2 separate regions of the Homo sapiens genome follow, and region 2 is linked to region 1. The links are chromatin loops, found by intact Hi-C in ENCODE. Cell type or tissue: endothelial cell of umbilical vein. All regions are shown on one strand.

Region 1 (8,000 bases):
ATAAAATAACAATTCTCGATAGTTTCCAAAAAGATGGGAATATAGGACCCATTTTTCTTGACTCCAGACTTCAAAATGTAGTATTTAAAAGAACTACCATTTCATATGTTTTATACAGGACTGGCTATTTTATGCCTTGTATTGGATGTGCTTGCAGCCAGGAAATGTTCTGTTGAGGCAATGACTCCTGGAAGAAAACATGAACGGAGTCATGAGTGTGGCAGGTGATATCCTACATTATGGAACCCAGTGGGGCAGAATGTGAGTTGTTTTCTGTAGACCTGCAAGGATATTCCCTTCTAAAGACATGCTTGTGATGGTTGAATTAGACTGTATTGTGATGCCCAAAGGCCCTAATTCAACCTTAAATTACAGTAAGACACTCATGTCACCTTATTAGATGGTTCTGAGGCTTGGGCCTGCAACAGAATCATTTCTTCAGTATTTTCTGTGTGCCATTTTTTTTTTCTTTTTTGAGACGGAATCTTGCTCTGTCCCCCAGGCTGGAGTGCAGTGGCGTGATCTCGGCTCACTGCAAGCTCTGCCTCCCGGGTTCATGCCATTCTCCTGCCTCAGCCTCCTGAGTAGCTGGGACTACAGGTGCCTGCCACCATGCCAGGCTAATTTTTTGTATTTCTAGTAGAGATGGGGTTTCACCGTGTTAGCCAGGATGGTCTCGATCTTCTGACCTCATGATCCACCCGCCTCGGCCTCCCAAAGTGCTGGGATTACAGGCGTGAGCCACCACGCCCGGCCCTGTGTGCCATATTTAACAGAAGATAGTAAGACAAGCTGATCACAGCTGACATCCTGGATACTCACCATCTTCTTGCTTCACAGCCAAACTAACTGAAAGCAAGTAGTTTTACTTAGGACCACAAATTGCCTCCACCTTTCAATCCCATAAAGCAATTTTAAATGTGGTGACAGCAAGCTGTGAGAGCTGAAGAAATTTTATAGAGGCTTGCTATAGAATTTCAGGCATTGTAGCCTGGTTATAAATAGCTGAGAGACAGTTTCTACCATTAGATCACTTTAACATCCAGCAATTGATCTGTATCTTTCAGTACTTGAAGTGAAAGAGGGAGAACCACAAATTGTGATGCGGCATCTAAGAATAGTTAATTAGTGCATGGATTATGTTTTCAAACTGGAAAACAGTGGGCAATGCTCAGAAGTTAAGAGGTGAAATATGGAGGCATTAATTCATTTCTCTGACTATAACTTATGAGTACTTAATGTGTGCTCTGCACTGTTTTAGGAGCTGGGGAAACATCAGTAAACAAAACAAGTTTGTGCCACCACAAAGCTTATCTTCTAGTGCAAGATACAAATAATAAAAAGTTAACAAATGTGTAATATAATGTAAGGTAATAATAAATGCTTTAAGAAAAAATATGCAGGATGAAGGGATAGAATGATAGGTGTTCTAATGTAGATGAAATAGAGACTGCTTCTTTGACAGGTGACAGACAGTTGAGCAGAGACCTGACTGAAGCGATAGAGCCACTTATTGGAATACTGGGAGGAGAAATCTGTTCAGCAGAGGAAACTGCATAGACAAAAACCCCTAAATTGGGAAAAAGCATGGCTTTTTCAAGTAGCAGCAAGGAGGGCAGTGTAGAGTGGGATGAACAGGACATGCAGTTGGAAAGTAGAGCCAAGGATCATATTAAGATGGGCTTGTAAACTAAGGTAACAGGTTTGGATTTTATTTTGAATGTGATAAAAAGCCACTGGAGGCTTTAAACACAGAAATAATTAAATGTAGCATTTTTTGGGCTATAACAGACGAGTGGAAGCAAAGTATTTGTTATGAGGCAGTTGTAGTAGTTAGCAAAGTGAAGGTTTATGAAGAAAAGGATCAAAGTAGTAGCTGTGTAGTTGGTGAGAAGTGATGGGATTTGGAATGTATTTTGAAGGTAAATTCAGAATTTGCTAATGGTTTGGGTATGGAATATGAAAGACATCTAAAGAGACTACAGGTTTTGGGTCTAAGCCATTGGGCCAATAGTGATGCCATTAAATTACATATCTACAGATTTAAGAAGAGATGGCAGGAGGTAAACTGGAGGGAAGGCAGAATGACAGCCAAATAACTCTTATCAGGGCTGGACTGAAAGCAGGAAGTGGGTGAAGGTAGTCTGATGGGTTGGCTATGGAGTAAGTACATTAACCCGGTTTCATCATTTGCCTACATTTTTTCACATATCAATGTCTAATTACTGATGTTTCAGTAAGATGTGAACTCGCCGATGTTTTGCTTTCACAGTGGTTCTTCCAGTATCTTTTCATTATAATCTTAGCGGTTGTGTTAATCCATTAACTGCCTACAAAAAGTGGTTAATTGTTGCCATGTCTGGAAACTATGTTGAAGAAGCAGTTGGTTTCTTGGTTCCCTCTGCACTGGAGTGTGATCTGTGGTGACTTTTATGGATTGGGAAGAAAAGTGAAATAAATCATATGATAAATGAGCATTGGACTGGGAGTTAGGCCTACTGAGTTTCAGACAATCCCAACTCTATTAACTGTGTGACCTGGGATAGGACATCGAAACTCTAAGGGCCTTGGTTTTCTCATCTACCTAGTTAGTGGCTTAGATAATCTATATAATAGAATAATCCTTAGTACACTAAACTCTAGCCTGTAGTAAGACTGCACATTCTAATCTAAAATATTTATTTATAATAGTCAGTGTATTTGTAGGATGGCAATGGCTGAAAATAATAGTAGAAAACACACATGGAAAGCAGCTTTAAAAGTGAGGATAATTTATTATAACATAAAAAAAGATTCTGAGTTAAGGTGGCTCCAGATTTGATTAATATTTATTACCTTATAGGATTATTATGAAGCTTATCCTATGAGGTAATAAAGTTATCTCCACTTTACAGATGTGTTAACTGACAAGCAAAAAGTTTAATTCATTTTTTCGGTCACGAAGCGAGTAAGAAGTACAGCAAGGTTTTATTTACATAGGCTGCCTAACTCCTAATCACGCTTTTAATTGCTAGGCTCTACCGCCTTTTTTGGCCACTAAATCAGGACACTTTTAATGACCTTGTTTTCTTTGTCTCCTGATATCAAGATAAGTGGGAAACCATTTATATACTTGAAAAATAATAATCACCAGATTAACTACCCAGTACCGGTGAGAGCTGATTCATGGTCTTACAAGAGAAAGGTTGCTATTTTTAACATGCAGTGATAGCCTTTGACCACTAGAGGACACTTTGTAGACAACATCTTTTAGGACACAGCGACTGCCTTCACTAGCCTTAGCTCTTCAGTCAGTACCATGTTTTATGCCTCAGAAAAGAGGGTCCTCTGGCTACTGCTGAAAGTCTGCGTCATAAGCTCCTCGTGGCCATTTGGGGGTTCTAGCTTTGTCTCAGAGTGGCTCCCACGTTGGAGCTATCTTCCAAATTCTGTAAGTAATATAGGCTAGGTATTATACTTTCTACTTATGCTAAATGTACTCAGCTCTCCATTGGCACATCTGTTTCAGGTAAACACCTATGTTTAAATTAAATTTAATTAAATTATTATTTTTATGCAATATTCCTATGATCCTGCTCTTGAGTTATCATAATCATTTAACTATTAGAAAAAAATTCTAGGATTGGCTAATGTTTTTTGTAAGTCTAGGCTTGTCCATGTTGATATCACCTGATAAACATTTTTTTGGGTGAGGGTACAGGGTCTTGCTCTGTCATCCAGACTGGAGTGCAGTGGCATGATCACAGCTCACTGCAGCCTTGACCTCTCTGGCTCAGGTCATCCTCCCACCTCAGCTCCCTAAGTAGCTGGGACTACAGGTGCATGCCACCATGCCCGGCTAATTAAAAAAAAAATATTTTTTGTAGAGACAGGGTCTCACTATGTTTCTCACTATGGGTCAAACTCCTGGGCTTATGCAATCCTCCCGCCTTGGCCTCCCAAAGTGCTGAGATTATAGGCATGAGCCACCGTGCCTGGCCAAGTCGGTACACTTTCTAAAAGCAGATCTTTCTCTCTCTCTCTCTCTTTTTTTTCAATGAAGTCTCCAACATATATGGGTACTTACAATGCCACCCAGTGATGAAGTTGATTAATATTTGTAGTTGTAATTAAACTAGACAAATCAGAAACACAAAGTTTTTTCCAAATAATAGACTTAAGTCCATTTCTAGGTTCACAAATATACTTGTCATATTAATAGGGTAGTAGTGAAAGACAGAGTGACCATAAAACTCTTGGTGGTGCCTTCCAGTTCATCGAGATGTGTGGTTCCCTGAGGGTTTCAGGTATTTATACTAGTACTAACCTTAGTTTTTAAAATAATTTATCTAATTTTAAGCTCCTATTGTTAAACATTTTTGAAATCATAGTTTCGTATATAGAGTTCTTGAAGAATGGTATCTATGAAATAATTGAGATAACTTGTGATAATAATACCACAGTTTTTAATATATTTATAATTTATAACATCTACAGAAACCTATTGCAGTAGTTTTTACTATTTATTTATTTATTTTAAATCTTGAGACAGAGTCTCACTCTGTCACCCAGGCTGGAGTGCAGTGGCATGATTTTGGCTCATAGCAACCTCTGCCTCCCGGGCTCAAGCGATCCTCCCACCTCAGTCTCCTGAGTAGCTGAGACTACAGGCTCATGGCACCATGCCCCATTAATTTTTGTAGAGACAGGTTCTCACTATGTTGCCCAGGCTGGTCTCGAACTCCTGTGCTCAAGTGATCCACCTGCTTTGGCCTCCCAAAGTGCTGGGATCACAGGTGTGAGCAACTACACCTGGCCTGCAGTAGATCCCTTTTTCATTTAAATTCAGGCATTAAATGGGATATTATTATAACTTAATTCTTAAGTCTCTCTTTTTTTTTTTAAGAGAAGCCCAAACCTTCGATTATACCTATTTATGACCTCTTATTAATGACTTTGCAAGTCACCTTGTGTCTTCCTTCCACCAGATTCTTTCCTTAATGATTGTTGGTTTAAAGTAAACATGAGCATTTGGGGAAGCTTCCTGTTGTAAATCCTTCACTTTTGCAGTTGTTCAGTAGGACAGTAGGCTTGCTATTGGTGGAAGAGCACACCTAGGCACAATGTAGGGTAATGTAATGTCGCCCACAGTGAGGCACAGGAGCATAAAGGGATGGAAAATGATTCTTCAGTCTGTTTGACAGGCTTTTAGGCTTTAAAAAGCATTAAATCAGACAGTGGGTAAATCATTCTTTTGAATATATATAAAGAAGTTTGCTGCACATTTTAGAGTCAAACCATTATAGAAGTGAGGGCATGAAACGGCAAGTATAGTGATTTTCTGCTTTGTTCACAGAGGTATACTGCTTGCATCCACCCAAAAGAAGAAATGAATTTATCATTCCATGCAATAAACTGCAAACTCTTTATAGAGTGGAATTAATTATAAAGTGACTTAATTAAAATGCCACATTGATATGGTTTGGCTGTGTCTCCACCCAAATCTCATCTTGAATTGTAACTTCCACAATTCCCACGTGTCATGGGAGGAACCTGGTGGGAGGTGATTGAATTATAGGGGTGGGTCTTTCCTGTGCTGTTCTCATGATAGTGAATGAGTCTCACAAGATTGGATGGTTTTAAATATGGGAGTTTCCCTGCACAAGCTCTCTCTTAGCCTGCCACCATCCATGTAAGACATGACTTGCTTCTCCTTGCCTTTCACCATGATTGTGTGGCCTCCCCAGCCATGTGGAACTGTAAGTCCATTAAACCTCTTTCTTTTGTAAATTGCCCAGTCTCTGGTATGTCTTTATCAGCAGCATGAGAACAGACGAATACAGCCATTAAGTAGGGTGTTAAGACCATCCGATGGGAAAAGGTCAGTTTTATTAACAAAAGTGTTGAAAAAATTGGGTATCTACATGAAAAATAATAAACATGGACTTTTACCTTACACTATATATATAAAAATTAACTCGAAATGGATCAGAGACTAAACATAACAGCTAAAACTATGAAATTCTTAGAAAAAAAATAGAGAAATATTTATGATATTGGGTTTGGCAATTATTTATTGGATATGACACTAAAGTCACAGGCAATAAAAGAAAAAATTAGTTGGATTTTATTAAAATAAGAAACTTTTGAGCATCAAAGGACACTATCAATGGAGTGAAAAGTCAACCCAAAGAATAGGAGAAAATATTTACAAATCATCCATCTAATAAGGAATTAATATCCAGAATATATTAACTCCTTAAATTAACAACAGAAAAAAAAACAGGTTAAAAAATGGGAAAAGGACTTTGCTCCAAAGAAAATATACAAAGGGTCAATAAGTACATGAAAAGATGTTTAACATCACTGATCATTAGGTGAATGCAAGTCAAAACCACAGTAAGACATCATTTCATTTCCATTAGGATGGCTATTATAAAAAAACAAACAAACAAACAAATCACAGCACAAAAAAATGCATGATGAGAATATGGAGAAATTGGAATCATTGTGTATTGCTGATAGGAATGCTGAATGGCACAGTTGCTATTGAAAACAATATGAAAATTCTTCAAAAAATTAAACATATAATTACCATATGATCCTGAAATTTCACTTCTAGGAATTTACCCAAAAGAAATGAAAGCAGGGACTGGAATAGATATTTGTACTTGCATCTTCATAGCAGCATTATTAACAATAGCCAAAAGGTGGAAGCATCCCAAGTGTCCATTCATGGATAAATGGATAAAGAAATTGTGATATATACATCCAATAGAATATTATTCAGCCTTAAAAAGAAAGGCACTTCTGACAACACGCTACAACATGGATGGACCTTGAAGACATTGTGCTAACTGAAATAAGCCAGTCACAAAAGGACACATATTGTATGATCTACTTATGTGAGGGTACCTAGAGTAGTCAAATTCATAAAGACAGAAAGTAGAATAGTGGCTGTCAGGGGCTGAGGAGAGTAGGGAATGGGGAGTTAGTGCTTAATGGGTCCAAAATTTCAGCCTGGGAAGATGAAAAGTTCTGGAGATGATAGGTAGTGGTGATAGTTATACAATAATGTGAATGTCACTGAACTGTATGCTTAAAAATGGTTAAGATGGTAAATTTTGTGTTATGCATATTTTACTACAATAAAAACATTAAAAAATGCCATAAGTACATGTTTAGTGCCTGCTCCATTTTTAGTCCTGAGCTGGGGGTAAAAAGACATTTTCATAGGCCATGCAAGATCCAGCTCTGCCCTCAAGGAGCTTAGTGAAAGTTCCTATATCTGTGTCATAGTTGCTAAAGGTAATTCTGTCAACTTCATTTATGTCACAATCATTTACGGGGTGCTTGAGTGCCTGCTATGATCCAGGTGATATTTTGGCTGTGAGATAGTTTTGATTCTTGTGGGAGAAGAGAGAGAATCAACAAAATAAGAAAAATAGAGTATGTTGAGAGATAATTAGGGCCATGAAAAATAAAGAAAAGTAAAGCTGGAAAGGAGATTAAAGAGTGCTAGGGGTTGGAGTTGGGAACATTCAGTTCTAAATAAGAAGGCAAAAGAAAATCTTATTTAGAAAATAATATTTGAGGAAAGACATGGAGGAGCTGAGAAAGACAGACAGGAATATCTGAGAGAGGCTGAGCATGGTGGCTCACGCCTGTAATCCCAGCACTTTGGGGGGCCGAGGTGGGCTGATCACTTGAGGTCTGGAGTTCGAGACCAGCCTGGCCAACATGGTGAAACCCTGTCTCTAGTAAAAATACGAAATTTAGTTGAGCTTGATGGCGAGTGCCTGTAATCCCAGCTACTTGGGAGGCCAAGGCGGGAGGATCGCTTGAGGCCAGGAGTTTCAGACCAGCCTGGCCAACATGATGAAACCTCGTCTCTACTAAAAACACAAAAAGTAGCAGGATGTGATGGCCCCACCTGTAGTCCCAGATACTCGGGAGGCTCAGGTAGGAAAATCTCTTGAACCTGGGAGGTAGGGGTTGCAGTGAGCTGAGATGGCACCACT
Region 2 (8,000 bases), 1.5 Mb after region 1:
CTACTGGGCTGAAAAAATAGAAGAATTCATTAAAAATCTAACCACTGAATTCTGAGTCTTTTCCTTAACTCTGTTTTGCATGTATCCAAGCAGATTTCCCACAAGTAAGAAATTGGAATAATGTTCCCAAGAAAAATGGAATGTACTCGAGGAAAACGTAGTATTTTCAAGTTACCAAGGAAATAGCCATCCCCTCCTTCATCACTCTACCAAGAAATTCATCCTTGGATGAGAACAATGGTTTGCACACAGAACTTTTTAAACACGAACAAACAATAAAGGACCAGACATTTTGAGAAAGGCTTTAACATTAAAGACAGAGAACAAAACCAGATAAATAGGGAATGCTAAAGAATCACAAAGAGCTCTTTTCGTTTTTTTTTCCCCCTTCTTATATGATGATTAAACTCCTACCAAATCTGACCCTCCCACAGAGAAACAGTACAAATGCTGGAAATACTTTAAAAACAAAAACAAAACAAAACAAAAAACACCACCTACCCAAAGACACTGGAAACTAGACAAAAGCAAGGAGATTGTGGTGGGCACTGAAACTTGGAGAAGGTACTGCCATACAGTGAGTTTCTTGTTTACAGCATTTAGTCTGAGGGCTGGTTGAAGTCAGAGCCACAGGACAGCTAACCTCCGATAGAAATCCACAGCCTTCCTGGCCTGAATAACCAGAAAACAAATTTTGGGGCAAACACAGCTGCTGAAAAGTGAAAGAGGAATCTTGGAAAAGAAAGATAAGAGCAGGGGACCCCTGGATTCTGTGTGTAACTCTGCCAAATCTATTGCTGACTCCTGATCTATCATATATGGGGCAGACTGCGCACAGCCCAACCAAAGACAACAGGACTGAACTGAAATTTGAGTTACTTCCCGAGACAAAGTTTACAATTTGAGTCTAAGCAAAGTGATTGACTACTAAAACAAAAGTATACTCTTCTGAGGGATGTAAAAGAATCCAGCCATTCACAATGTCCAGGTACAAAAACTACTCTACAACAGCAATCCCCAACCTTTTTGGCACTAGAGACTGATTTCATGGAAGAGATGGACGTAGTGGGGGCGGGGGATGGTTTCGGGATGAAACTGCTCCATCTCAGATCATCAGGCGTTAGTTAGATTTTCATAAGGCACATGCAATCTAGATCCCCCTCGCCTGTGCAGTTCACAACAGGGTTCCCGCTCCTAATGCCGCTCTAATGCCGCTGCTGATCTGACAGGAGGCAGAGCCCAGGCGGGAATGCTCTTGCAGCCAGGTTCCTATCAGGCCATGGACCCGTAGCAGTCCACCGGCAGGGGTTGGAAAAACTGCTCTCTACAAAGAACCAGAAAAATGTGGCCTAGCTTGGAGGGAGAGAACAATCTGTGAACACTAACCCAGAAATGATCCAGATACTGGATTAGCAGACAAGGATCTTTAAAGCAGCTACTATAAGAAGCTAAATGGAGCAGACAAGCACATGCTTGTGAAAAAAAATAAATAAAATCTCAGCAAAGAAATCAAAACTACAAATAAAAAAACTAAATAGAAATTCTAAGATTAGAAAAATTCCAGAAATAAAAATTTAAAAAAATTATTAGATGGGCTTAAAACAGAACTCAAAGATACATCAATAGACATCATCCCATCTAAACAACAGAGAGGAAAAAAATGAACTTTAAAAAAGAGAGAGAAAAAGAGATTTATGAACCTGCAGAGAGGATGAAACAGAAAAAAAAATTAAGATATAACAGCCAAAATCTTCCTAAATTTAGGAAAAGATATAAATGTATATATCTTTATGAAGATATATACTTCACTCTGATGTGGTAGATGTATTTATTTTGCTGAGCTTCTTAAAGATATAAATGTATATATCTTAGATATATACATTTATATCTTTAAAGATACATACATTTATATCTTTAAGAAGCTCAGCAAAATAAATACATCTACCGCATCAGAGTGGAGTAACTGTAAGCCAAAAATAAAGAGAAAGTCTTAAAAGTAGCTAAAGAAAAACAGTACCTTATGTGCAGGGTCATAGTGATTCAAATAATCACTGACTAATCAAAATCTCCAGAGGCCAGAAGACAGTACAAAAACATCTTTAAAGTGCTACAGAAAAACAAAATTGGTAAGCCAGAATTTGATATCCAATGAAAATAGTCTTCAAGAATGAAAGCAAAATAAAGATATTTTGAGATAAAAGAAAACTAAGTGAATTTGAGAATAGACATGTACAATAAGAAATGTTAAAGACAGTTATTCAGGCTAAAGGGAAATGGTTCTAGATGGAAATTTGAAACTATGAAAAGGTATGAAGAGAATAAAAATGATATATTATTGAATGTAAATTATTTTTTATCTTAATTTTTAAAAATACATCTGAAGGTGGGCACAGTGGCTCATGCCTATAATCCCAGCACTTTGGGAGGCCGAAGGAGAAGAGTTGCTTAAGACCAGGAGCTTAAGACTAGCCTGGACAACATGGGAAGACCCTGTTTCTACAAAAAATATTAAAATTAGCAGGGCGTGGTGGCATGCACCTGTGCTCCCAGCTACTCAGGAAGCTGAGGCTGAAGGATCGCTTGAGCCCAGGAGAATGAGGCTTGAGTGAGCCATGAGTTGCCACTGCTCCCTAGCCTGAGCAACAGGCTGAGAAGTTATTTCAAAAATAATAATAAAATAAAATAACAAAATAAAATACATTTGAGTGCTTAAAGTAAAAATTATGATTTTGTGAAGTTTATAATGCACATAGGTATAATACTTAGGACAGCTATAGCATAGGGGATGGGAGTTGGAGATCAATGGAACTACATTGTTGATGGTTCTACATTTTATGTAAAGTGGTACAATATTAACTCATTAACTCTAAGTAAACTGTAAAAAGTTAAATAATGCAAAGAAGTAGAACTAAAGTCAACAGATAAAATGAAATTCTAAAATTATTCAAACAATACAAAATAAACCAAGAAAGGAGTTACAGAAGAATAAGAAACAGAAGGGGCCAAAAAAAAAAAGACAGACAAATAATTAAATGTCAGACTTAACTACAGATATAGTCCTCCCTTATCCATGGTTTCACTTTCTAAGGTTTCAGTTACCCACAATCAACCTTGGTCCAAAAATATTAAATGGAAAATTCCAGAAATAAATAATTTGTAAGTTTTAAATTGCACTCCATTCTGAGTAGCATGATGAAATCATAAACCATGAATCATCCCCTTTTTCCAGTATATCCACACTGTATCCACTACCCACCCATTGTCTTAGTAGCCTAAGACAAAGACGGATTTCCTGCCACGATATCACATTGCTTGTGTTCAAGTAACCTTTATTTTACTTTATAATGGTTCCAAACACAAGACATGTAAAGTTGGCAATTTGTATATGCCCAAGAGAAGCCACAAAGTACTTCCTTTAAGTGAACATTTGAAAATTCTTGACATAGTAAGGAAAGAAAAAAAAATCGTGTGCTGAGATTGCTAGAATCTACTGCAAGCTTGTCCAACCCGCCACCCGTGGGCTGCATGCAGCCCAGGACGGATGCAGCCCAACACAAATTTGTAAACTTGTAAAAAACGTTATGAGATTTTTTTCTGATTTTTTTTTGGTTTAGCTCATCATCTATCATTAATCTTCGTGTATTTTACATGTGGCCAAAGACAATTCTTCTTCTTCCGATGTGGCCCAGGGAAGCCAACAGATTGGACACCCCTGATCTACTGTAAGAATTAATCTTCTATTCATGAAACTGTAAAGAAAGAAAAAGAAATTTGTGCATAGCATATATAGGGTTTGGTACTACCCTCAGTTTCAGGCATCCAGTAGAGGTATTGCAACATATCCTCCATGAATAAGGAGGTCTATTGTGCAATACTAATAATTACATTAGATGTTAAAAGATTAAACACTCCCATTAAAAGGCAGAAATTAGGCCAGGCACGGTAGCTCACCTAATTCCAGTGCTTTGGGACGCTGAGGCAGGAGGATTGCTTGAGGTTAGGAATTCAAGACCAGCTTCAGCAACATAGTGAGACCCTGTCTCTAAAAACAAAATGTAAAGGCCAGGCGTGGTGGCTCACACCCGTAATCCCAGCACTTTGGGAGGCCGAGGCAGGTGGATCACAAGGTCAGGAGCCTAAGACCAGCCTGGCCAACATGGTGAAACCCCATCTCTACTAAAAATACAAAAATTAGCCGGGCACAGTGGCGCACACCTGTAATCCCAGCTACTCACGAGGCTGAGGCAGGAGAATCGTATGACCTCAGGAGGCAAAGGTTGCAGTGAGCCGAGATCATGCCATCGCACTCCAGCCTAGGCAACAGAGCGAGACTCCATCTCAAAAAAAAAAAATTTTTTTTATTTAAGATTAGCCAGGTGTGGTTGTGCACACCTATAGTCCCAGCTATTCAGGAGGGTGAGGCAGGAGGATCACTTGAGCCCAGAAATTTGAGGTTACAATGAGCTGTGATCATGCCACTGCACTTCAGCCTAGGTGACAAAGTGAGACCCTGTCCCTAAGGGGGAAAAAGGGCAGAAATGATCAGAATGGATTTTTAAAAAGCAACTCTCTTTTGCCTGCAAAAACACTTGAAATATAAAGACACAGATAAGTCAAAAGTTAACCAAGAGAAAAATGTGTACAAGAAGGGTGAAGCAGTTTCATGAATAATAGCTAAAACTGACTTCAAAATAAAGAGTACCACCACAGACAAAGAGGCTCATTTCTAATAATAAAAGAGTCATTTTTTAGGAAGGCATAGGAATCATGATTGTTTATGTACTTAATAACAGAGTTTCAAAATACGCAAAGCAAAAATTAATGAAACTAAAAGATGTAGACAATTGTACAATCACATAGCTAAATATTTTAACATTCCTCTTTCATCGATGATAGAACACAATGGGGAGAACAAGTTGATAGAACCAAAAAGTCACTAAAGACATACATGGATTGAGGAGTTTATTGACGAGGAAAAGAATTGATTATTTTTAACATTGAGAAAAATTTTCAGCTCTTTTTAGAGAACTTGAGGGAACCAAAGCCAAACAAATTGTAAAAACAAGGCAATGATTCAAACAAAGCAAAAAAAAATGAAAATTATATGTGACACATCATGATAATGTAAGCCCTGGATATTGACATAACTAAAAAATTTTAGACAATTTTATGATATTGGGAAGCTGAGTGTAGAAGTGAATGTAAGATGTGATATAAGAAAATTAAATCTTCCCAGAAGATTATATTATGTTCTTCAAGTGTATACAGCAAAAAAGCAATATAAAAACATTATTTAGATATAGGGCAATAAAAATATCCAAAAAGAGGGCCAGGCGCGGTGGCCCACGCCTGTAATCCCAGCACTTTGGGAGGCCAAGGTGGGTGGATCACGAGGTCAAGAAATCAAGACCATCCCGGCTAACACGGTGAAATCCTGTCTCTACTAAAAAAAAATACAAAAATTAGCCGGGCATGGTGGTAGGTGCCTGTAGTTCCAGCTACTCGGGAGGCTGAGGCAGAATGGCGTGAACCCGGGAGGCGGAGCTTGCAGTGAGCCAAGATTGTGCCACTGCACTCCAGCCTGGGCGACAGAGCAAGACTCCATCTCAAAAAAAAAAAAAAAAAAAGAAATATCCAAAAAGAGTTGGAAAGTGGCTGCCTCTGGGGGAGCCAATTTAAAGACAGGGGTAGAGCAGGGGGATTGCTGGTAATCTCCTATTATATGCTATATACAGTATCATTTGACTTCTTAAATTCTTCACATGTATCACTCTAGGTCTATAAATTAAATTTTGTAACTGACTCTGTGATCTCATAATTCCACATTTAAGGCTCTAGGCAGTTGTTTAGTTACCCTGACACTACAGGCATCATTGAATTCAATAATGTAATAAAAACTGAAAATCACAATTAAATGATCAATCTACTAAAAAAAATATGGCTTGGCATATTGTAAACAGGAATGCAGTCTCCATCCAGCAGTCCCTTAACGAGAACCAAAAGTCCCTGCGTTGAGTGACAGGAATATGTGTTGGTGGTTTTAAGATGAAGATTTTAAAATATTAAATGCTGTCTTTAGAGTTCCTTCCCCTTCCAAAATTCACCACAGCTACTCCTTTATTTCATTGTATTTTATATGCTTCCATGCTCAATGCATTTAAATACAGTTAGAGAAATTTTGCACTTCTTTTCAGAGAATTTGAAGGGAGAATTAATGATAGCTACCTTCAAACTGACCAAATTGTTAAAACAAGAGCAATGATTAGCTCCTAGTAAAACACTTGTTTGGTATTTTTTCTTCACTTCTTAGCCCCTTTTACTCACAATCGTCATGTCAAGAATCCCAGAAATGCACATCAGACTGTGTTTCAGTCTTTGTGCGCCAAACTTGTCTATTATACCAAAAGGATTTCCATAAAGCAGACAAACACCAGAGAGCAACAGACACTATGGGTCATACCCTGAGCGGCCAACCCTGTCTCTAGCTTCAGCAGGAAAGAGTTGTAAAAATCAAGAGATTCGGGAGGCCGAGGCGGGTGGATCACCTGAGGTCAGGAGTTTAAGACCAGCCTGGCCAACATGGCAAAACCCTGTCTTCACTAAAGATACCAAAAAAAAAAAAAAAAAAAAATTAGCCAGACGTGCTTGCTTGAACCCAGGAGGCAGAGGTTGCAGTGAGCCGAGATCTCAACACTGCCCTCCAGCCTGGGCAACAGAGTGAGACTCTGTCCCAAAAAAAAAAAAAAAAAAAAAAAAAAAGGAAGAAAAATCAAGAGATTCTTAGCAGCTGATAAAAATAAAATAATTTGCCTTCTAAACTCCTTCCTCTCAGACATACAACTTGTTTTTTGTCTTTTGGAGGATGAACGGAGAAACAATCTCCCAGGGGTTGAATCTATGTGAACCAAAAGAGGGCGTACAAAATAGACTTTGCCCTCCAGCTAGTTGAGGTGATATGTACATCCATGACATATATGCTGCCCTCAATGCAGCCAGTATTTCTTTCATATTGCAACCAGGCTTACTAAGTCTTTACTGAGTGCCTACTGTGCTCATGACTCTACCAGACATTAGGCAAGACACATACACAGTGTGTCTTCATGTGAATATCTAGGTGGGATACTCACAATTGAGCCATCCAATCCTAGTTTTCTCCAATGAATCCCTCGGTGCCTTCATACAACACCAACCGCCCCTTCTCTAAAGCTCTATTGCACCTCACACTGAGCTCGGCTCAGCACAGTGCCCAATACAGAGTTGGTGCATAACAAATACGAAAGACTGTGTTAAACTACATATGACCATGAATATGCCGTATATATAAATCCATATATCAGGAGAGAGCTTTCCTGACCACCCAATCTAAAATGGTAGCCTCTCCTCCTTGCCTTACTCTTATTTGTCTTCATCTTACTGAGTGACTTTAGACTACCTGCCATTGTCTTTTTCTTCCCACCGGAGTGGCATGACAGTAATGGTGTGCCAAGGATGAGGGGATGGGAATTGCTCACCCCAGGTGCAGGCAATAAGGAAATGCATTGTCTGTAGACAATTTGAAAACAATACTAAGCCTACAAAGAGTCAGTCTGCTTTTTATTATCACCATGCATCACCAATTCTAAGAAAAATGCCTGGGTGCCCTGCCAGGGCAGACTGTACCCACCACACTGCCCTTGGGGAGCTACTGGCAGGGATTATATCTGTTTTGTTCACTGTTTTACCCCATCCTCCAACTATAAAAATGGTTGTTATTTAAAGTATTTCCTCCAATTTTTCATGTATATGATTTATCTTTCCGCATGAACTTTCACATTAAGAATATGTCTTCCTACTCTGTGTGTGAGTGTATGTGTGTGCATGTGTGTGTGCATGTGTGAGTGCATGTGTGCACGCACATGTGGGCATGTGTGAGTGCATATCTGTGTGTACGTGTGAGTACATGTGTGTGTGCGCGTGTGCGTACGTGTGTGTGAGTGCATGTGTGTGCGCGTGTGTGTGCA

Evidence for each region. Hi-C counts contacts between places; a loop is a spot of excess contacts. Peaks named below come from ENCODE experiments on the same cell type or tissue, not always from the same donor. Only the 100,000 strongest peaks of a DNase experiment are listed, where the experiment ranks them.
Region 2: it touches region 1 in a loop (8-fold over the local background); 2 of 110 quality-filtered maps call a loop at or near these places.

What each region holds. Positions count from the first base shown.
Region 1 is chr12:71,387,959-71,395,958 of GRCh38, reverse strand. No RefSeq gene overlaps it. Among named protein-coding and RNA genes, the nearest start is that of LGR5, 48 kb to the left of the region's middle. RefSeq lists a silencer at 3,116-3,410. In endothelial cell of umbilical vein, a CTCF peak has its summit at 3,224 (motif pointing right); a DNase peak (open chromatin) is centred at 3,208.
Region 2 is chr12:69,868,859-69,876,858 of GRCh38, reverse strand. The region is part of intron 2 of MYRFL (myelin regulatory factor like); the gene reads right to left. Among named protein-coding and RNA genes, the nearest start is that of MYRFL, 48 kb to the right of the region's middle. RefSeq lists an enhancer at 4,886-5,055. In endothelial cell of umbilical vein, no CTCF peak of the experiment used is centred here; a DNase peak (open chromatin) is centred at 3,278; H3K27ac peaks cover 890 bases.